Regions from separate parts of the Mus musculus genome. Here regions 1 and 3 are each linked to region 2. Evidence: chromatin loops called from intact Hi-C (ENCODE). Cell type or tissue: left cerebral cortex. All regions are shown on one strand.

The links. Hi-C counts contacts between places; a loop is a spot of excess contacts. Peaks named below come from ENCODE experiments on the same cell type or tissue, not always from the same donor. Only the 100,000 strongest peaks of a DNase experiment are listed, where the experiment ranks them.
Region 1: it touches region 2 in a loop (2.0-fold over the local background); 2 of 42 quality-filtered maps call a loop at or near these places.
Region 3: it touches region 2 in a loop (1.9-fold over the local background); 7 of 42 quality-filtered maps call a loop at or near these places.

Annotation. Positions count from the first base shown.
Region 1 is chr10:88,589,901-88,592,400 of GRCm38, forward strand. All of the region lies in intron 1 of Mybpc1 (myosin binding protein C, slow-type), which reads right to left. Among named protein-coding and RNA genes, the nearest start is that of Mybpc1, 14 kb to the right of the region's middle. In left cerebral cortex, no CTCF peak of the experiment used is centred here; a DNase peak (open chromatin) is centred at 1,359.
Region 2 is chr10:88,668,370-88,670,869 of GRCm38, forward strand. No RefSeq gene overlaps it. Among named protein-coding and RNA genes, the nearest start is that of Spic, 13 kb to the right of the region's middle. In left cerebral cortex, a CTCF peak has its summit at 1,555; a DNase peak (open chromatin) is centred at 1,552.
Region 3 is chr10:88,449,849-88,452,348 of GRCm38, forward strand. No RefSeq gene overlaps it. Among named protein-coding and RNA genes, the nearest start is that of Sycp3, 8.5 kb to the right of the region's middle. In left cerebral cortex, no CTCF peak of the experiment used is centred here; a DNase peak (open chromatin) is centred at 1,550.

The sequences.
Region 1 (2,500 bases), 78 kb before region 2:
AGCACCTTCAAGGTCACGTGATCTCTTATGCTGACCCACCTCCGGGAGCATCCCTCAGTTTCCTCCTTAGAAAACGGAACTAACCACAAAGCCTCCGTCTTGGGGTGGTCGCAGAAAGGAAAGAGTTAATAGATGGCATCATCTATGCATTATTGCTTCCTGGTTTTTCTTAACGATCATCATGTTTACTTGGCCACACCTGAACAGGAAACGTATATGCCACCTGTTTAGGATTTGTCTACTTTTCAGGACCAGGACTTCCCGTGCAGAATTGGGGTGGGGGCTGAGGAGACAGCTAAGAGTGGGACAGATGTGCTCTCCTCCTTCACCCTAACTATAAAAACGGGAGCTACTAAAGTGAGTATAATTCACGGCTAGCATTGCAGTTCACAAGTTAGAGAAGCAGATCAGTCATCAACCAGTCATCAATTGCGCCGAAACAGAACGGATAGTGGGAAAAGAAGCGCCGGTCATTCCCGGGACATTGGTAGGAGTTCGTGTAACCTGTAGATAATAAGTGACCAGAAATGGTGACGGCCAAGCAGGTTTGACTCGGAAAATGAACCAATCCCAAAGTTTCAGCACCCCCACGGGGTGTCCTTTAATATTATCTATATTGCTGCTTGTGTGTGTGTGTGTTATGTCTTTGTCTCGGACAGATCCTGTCATGCTCAGCTTTGCCACTAAAATCATTTGCACCCCTCCCCCCAAATTCACTGGCTGCTTCTATGGCAGCTATTTGTTAGTAACGATATCCCTTATACCTCCACTGAGTATGGGGTAGGTTGGAGAACATGTTATGAATCTGGCTTACAAAACGGGCTGAGAGAGGAGACCCCATGTTTAAGGAACTTGCTGGTGAATGATTGCCAGGATTGGTTCTGTTGCCCCTCCTCACTCTGCCTTCTTACAGTACTTGGGACCCTCGAGCTCCAGAAACTGCCATTTGCACAGGGTCTGATCAAACCATAGATTGTGAGGGGGAGATCAGTGGCCAAGTTCAAAATTCTGTATCTCTCACGGGTTTGTGGGCACTGCTGCTGCTGCTGATCCACAGCCTACACGCGGAGCATCGTGACTCAGTCCGGACCCTAAAGGTCCCCTATGCGGCTTCCATCTCATAGATGGTTGTAAATGCTAAAGCGTTTACAGTAGCTGCGGGCCTTTCTTCCCTCTTTGGTCACAAGCTTCTTCAGGACAAGACCCATCTCCTTTTCCTTTCCAAGTTCCACACAGCAGGTGCTCTGTAAATATAGCCGACTGGCAGGCTGTTCCTACCCGCACAAAAGCCCCTTCTCCTCCCTGCCAAGAAATCAAGAACTGTCCCCTGCTGCTCTATGGGCAGCTTTCTTCGGCTGCATTACCCACAGGGAACGCTATGTCTTCCATTGCTGTCCTCCTGCTGGCTAAGGCTCCCGGGCACCCGCCCAAATCCATCTTTTAGATTTCATCTTAACTGTCAACACATGTCTTGCATTTCTTAACAAGGGCAGGAGAGCAATCGCGGCTAGGGTACTGGCTCTCAGGAACAACGCGCCCCTTTCCTTTCTAAGGAATCTGTCCCCTTTTAAAATTGAGGCTGGAAAGGCAACTAGAACCAAGAAAAAAAACAAAACAAAACAAAAAAAAAAAAACCATGTCCCACCAATTCCTAGGCAAATACCCCTCAGGTATTTATATCAGGTAGGTGATTCCCAGGTAGTAATAGCCAAGAGGTACCATTTTTTTTTTTAGAACCACAGATAACACAATTGCTTGAGGGCAGAACATAGCATCTTAATTTCATAAGCTAATCTATGTTATAAATCCTCGAGTGGCAGATCTTGGTGGATCCAACCAACCGCTGCCAGCTTCTTACATTTTGTCTGGCTTTCTTGTTCCCTCGACTGGCTCTTTCTCCTGGGTCCCCTCTTCCCCTTCCAGACCCAGAAGTCACACCTTCTTCTTGGCCAGTGATTGGTTTCTTGTCCTATTTGTTATCTAATCAATGAGGGGAAAATTCCATTACAATAGCTGTGTTCTGAAAACTTATCCTGAGGCCCAGAGACAAGTACAGCTTTCATTTCACATCTGAGAATCACCTCTCTGAAGCCAACTCTTCATATCTTAAACAGGAAAATAGATATTGACAAAGCAAGATGCCACTAAACTGCCTACTCAAAAGCCAAAATACTGAGTCTGAGCTTTCTGAACCAGCTGGCTAAAGGCTGGTTCTCTCTGTGTACTCATCCATTAGCAGAAAACATACTAATAGGTCTGGAAGAGAGGGACTATGTAAGTTGCCCAAGAAAGAGAAGGAGGAGGAAGAGGAAAATAAATAACCAGAGAGAGCCCAAATATCTTAGTGGAAAACATACACATGAGTGGGATTCCAAAACAGCAACGAAGCTGGCTTCTGCCTTCCTAGACCCGAATGAGCGGGTAGACTTTGATCTTTTCTAACTCACAACAGGCTTTCCCTTCCTCTGCAAGGCTGAAATGCTTTCAGATGCTTGATCTA
Region 2 (2,500 bases):
AAAAGGCCTATGATCCCAGTATTTGGGAGGTGGAGGCAAGATCAGGAGGTCAAGACCAATCTCTACTACACAGGGAGTTTGAGCCTAACCTGGGTTCAATGAGAACCCTTTTGTCTTAGTTAGGGTTTTACTGCGGTGAACAGACACCATGACCAAGGCAAGTCTTATAAAGGGCAACATTTAATTGGGGTTGGCTTACAGGGTCAGAGATTCAGTCCACTATCATCAAGGAACATGGCAGCATCCAGGCAGGCATGGTGCAGGAGGAGCTGAGAATTCTACATTTTCATTTGAAGACTGCTAGAAGAATACTGGTCTCCAGGCAGCTAGGATAAGGGTCTCAAAATCCACACCCACAGCGCCACGCCTACTTCAAAAAGGTCACACCTACTTGAACAGGGCCACACCTTCTAGTAGTGCCACTCCCTGGGCCAAGCATATACAAACCATCACACCATCTCAACAATAACAACAGAGGATATTGAGGAAAGACAATAAACATGGCCAGCCAAGGGCTCAGTCCTCTCCCAGGCAGGAATCTCACCATTCCTACATTTAGACAGATGCTACACTCAAGGGACTAGAGCTTATTTGTGGCTCTTGTCTTTTCCAAATTAGACTCTATATCGTGGTCCATCACAGGGCAGTCATGAGCAAATGCAGCAATGAACAAAGGAGACCAATGATCGTTCCGGAACTCCCGGTGATTGGATATAGTAGCTCAGTGGGAGTTTCAAGTGCTGCCCCTTGGGTTGTGTGACTAACTTCCACATAAGCATGAACAGTTTTGAAATGCATGTGAATATATCAGACAGACAAAGGCTGGACCATGGTGTTCTGATTCCTCCCTGACATCTGCACTTTCTCCTTTCGGGCAATATCTGTTTTAAGCAGGTGTTCTTTCCTGCTCCTTTCTGGGAGAGTGACCTTTCCCTTCTTCAGAAGGAGTTCCTATCGTGTTTGTACTCTGAGGCTTGAGATATTCTAGGAGATTCTGGAAACTGTTCTTATGGTCACATGGGCACAAACACACATACACACACACACACACACACACACACACACCTTAGGTGCACTGTAACAATGATTCTCAATCTTTGGGTCATGACCCTTGCAGTCACATATCAGATATCCTGCATATCTAATGTCTACATTTCAATCCATAACAGTGATGAAGTAGCAAGGACATAATTTTATGGTTGGGGTCATCACAACTGTATTAAAGGGTTGAAGCATTAGGAAGAGTGAAGACCACTGCTCTATAACCCTATCTGAAGATGGTTCAGGCAGGTTAGAAAACATCCCTTCTTTGTGATAACACAGATGAATTATGAAGCCAAATGGTGGTAAGAGGTACATCATTTCCTTCCAGGGTTCCTTAGACCATGTGGAAAATAAGTCATAGCTTTCTTTTCTAATTGCCCATATTCAGATTCCTCCCTCAATGTATTGTTTGCTGATCTCTAATCTTTTATCAGCTCGAGAGATTAAAACATAAAACAAGACTTCATTAGCAGTGGGCTAAAGAGAGAGAGTGGGGCAGCAGTGCCTCCATGTGGCTGAGTTGTAGTATAGGAAACAATGACCCCTCACTACACACTTAAACCTGGGAGATTGAACTGCAAAATGATTTATGGTAGTTGGGGTCTTCAGAAGGTTATTATCACAGTGCCATTTTCCTTAGATCACTATTTCCTGGCATCACAGCCCATGATTGGAAGCATAGAGAAAACACAGGCAAAGGACAGCCAGGATAACGTGGGTGCATGCACACTTAATTATTGCCTGTCTGTGAGATTTATGTTTGATGTGTCTAACCATCTTGGAGTGGCCAGTTTGGGGGTAATTATCATATTCCCATTGTGTCAAGTACCGTCCTTTGTTTTAAGAACGTTTAAAATATCTATTCTGAAACAGACAAAGTATTTCTATTTTCAAGGTTTATTATTATGTTTGTGTATGTGCACGTATGTCTTTGTGAGTGTATGCCCTGTGTGTGCATGTCGACGGAAGCCAGAAGAGAGTGTCTAATCCCCTGCAGATGAAGTTACAGGCAGGTGTGAGATGTGTGGGTGCATTCTTTTTTTTTCAGTCCGGGTCCTTTATTTCTTTTTTTTAAACATTAGGCCATGAATTCGTATGGAATGGGCTCCAACAGCTCAGGCTCTTTTCCGTTAGTCCTCACAAAGTGTGCTTCTCTGGGTGGTGCAGCCTGGCGCCTCAGCTGTACCCAGGTGCCCTTGGCTTCCTTGTTCTTCTGATCTTTCTCCTTCACCAGCTTCAGGAAGCTGCCTCTGCTCTTCCAGAGCTTGATGCGCTCAGTCCGCACATTGGTCCCTTGGCCAGAATCTTGCCCTTAACTTGATTGTTCACAGTGATGCTCACAGTGTTGGCATCAGGACCTCCCAAACCTGTGACATCACATAAGCGACAGCGCGACCTACAGACCGGTTGTCCAGACAACGGCCGCCATATTCCCAGAATCCATCGGGCTCACCTC
Region 3 (2,500 bases), 220 kb before region 2:
GCCATGGAAGGATGCTACTTACTGGTTTGCTCTCCATGGCATGCTCAGGCTGCTTTCTTAGACAACTCTGGGACCAGCCTGCCTGGGAGGTTGGTACTGCCCGCCATGGGATGGGCTTGGCCACATCAATCATCAGTCAAGACAAGCCTTCCCAGGCTTGCCTGCAGGCTAATGTTTGGAGGCATTTTCTCAGTTGTAGTTCCTTCCTCTCAGATGTCTAGCTTCTGACAATCACTCACACACACACTTTCAAATCTCTTTATTTGATCCATTATTATTGTAGACGAGAGGGAAGCGTGTCACCTGTTGGACCCCAGAAAACATCCGTCGTCCTGGCCAATGCACCAAATGTTAGTAGGGTCCACTTAGAGTCAACACAACACAAGCACCAGGTCATTGCAGATGACAAAAACTGTATTGCAATCAAGCTGCTACTGACCCATCAGGGCCACACAATGGACTCAAGAGCTGAACTGCACCCCACACTCGAGCCCTGAACCAGAATGTTCCAGAGCTTTTAAGCTTGAAGACCACAAACATCCGTGCCAAGTTACAGTTACATCTTGTTCAGTCAAGGCTCTCCTTTGCCTTGTTTTTTTCTGGGTTCCGGGGATGGAATTCAGGTCACTGTGCTGCTACAGCAAGCACCCAACCTGCTGAGCCATCTCACTGACCTCTCTAAGATGTTTCCTAAGAGACTGCTATGTCACACGAATGTTCTTCAGATAGTACGTGCCGCTTAACACATCTTTGCCAGCCTGCCTCATCTCCACCCCATCCCTCCATCAGACCCCAATTCAGGATGGTCCTTGAACCACAGTTGAGGAAAGTTTGATATTTGAAGCAGTGTGCGCCTATAAAACAAGGTAGTAACATTGAGAAAAGAACTGAGGGAAGCAGGCCCGGGAATTTGCAACACAGTCTTTTGGATTTTGGAGGAGGAGGAGGAGCTAGCAAGAACACCGAGAAGGTACAGGTGGATGGGAGTGGGAGATAAGAGGTGTGTGGGAAAATATCAAGGACTGTATAAGACAGAAGATAGAAATGAAAGAGAAACGTACGGGTGGTTAATGGTGTTGGTTGTTGCTAAGTCAAGCAAGGATCCGAGATGATGAGTTATAAGCATTTTAAACTAAGCAAGATGTGGGGGGAAATCAGTGAAAGGGTCTAAACATAATCTGCCATATCTAAAGAAAATATCTGTAAACCACAGTAATGCCAGAATGTGAAGGCGGGTGGGGTATGTAAAAGTGCCAGCAAACATACCTGGGTCCAAAGACTTGCAATGAGACTGCTGTTCCTCTTATCACAAGGAATGGATTGCTCCACGGTTTAAAGCTTGCTGAGGTCATTTGATTTTCTATTTCTTTTTTTTTTTTTTGCCGGGGTTGGGGGGCAGTTGGTGAGGGTTAATGAGATTGATGAGAGACTCAGAAAGAGCTTTGAGACTTTAGTCCTCTTTAGGCTTCAGCTGGAACCTTGGCATGAATGAGCCAGAGACTGACTGAGGCATCTCAGCCAAGAGCTGGCATACTCCCAACCTTGTAAACAAAACCACTAGATTACCCACTCCCTGCAGCTCTGCCAGAGGCAGAGGAGATCAGCCCCAAATGGAGATCCACAGAATTCTGAACTGCAGCAGTACTTCTTTCAAGCTACTGAGTTTTAGAATGGTCTGTTACAGAGCAGTAGCTAAGTCACAGGAACTAAAAGAGACAGAAGGAAGAATGCTCGCTTTGTTTAATTAGAATCCTACATGAAATTTCTTTCTCTGTGAACTGGCCTAGATGCCCATCAGCCAATGACTAGATAAAGAAAATGTGGTTCATATACACACTGGAATTTTATTTGACTGCAATTAAAGAATGAAGCTGTGAGAGCTAGGCAGTGGTGGCACACACCTTTAATCCCAGCACTTCGGAGGCAGAGACAGGCAGATTTCTGAGTTCGAAGCCAGCCTGGTCTACAGAGTGAGTTCCAGGACAGCCAAAGCTACACAGAGAAACCCTGTCTCGAAAGAAAGAAAGAAAGAAAGAAAGAAAGAAAGAAAGAAAGAGAGAGAGAGAGAGAGAGAGAGGAAGGAAGGAAGGAAGGAAGGAAGGAAGGAAGGAAGGAAGGAAGGAAGGAAGGAAGGAAAGAAAGAAAGAAAGAAAGAAAGAAAGAAAGAAAGAAAGAAAGAAAGAAAGAAGGAAGGAAAGCTGTGATATTTGCAATAAGACGGAAGGAACTGGAGATCGTGAAATATGCCACATAAAGATAGTACATGATTTCTCCCATACACAGAGTCTAGATCTTAAGTGGGCATACACACAGGGCTGGAGCGATGATTCAGTGATTAAGAATGTGTACTTTTTTTTTGTAATGTTTCCCAGCAAGTTCCCAGCAAACACAGAATGGCTAACAACTGCCTGTAACTGTCATGGTTTATAAAAGCTAGGTAGATGTGGTGGCACAGCCGGTGTACTGGGGGCTGAAGCAAGAAGACTGCTGCAGGTCAGTG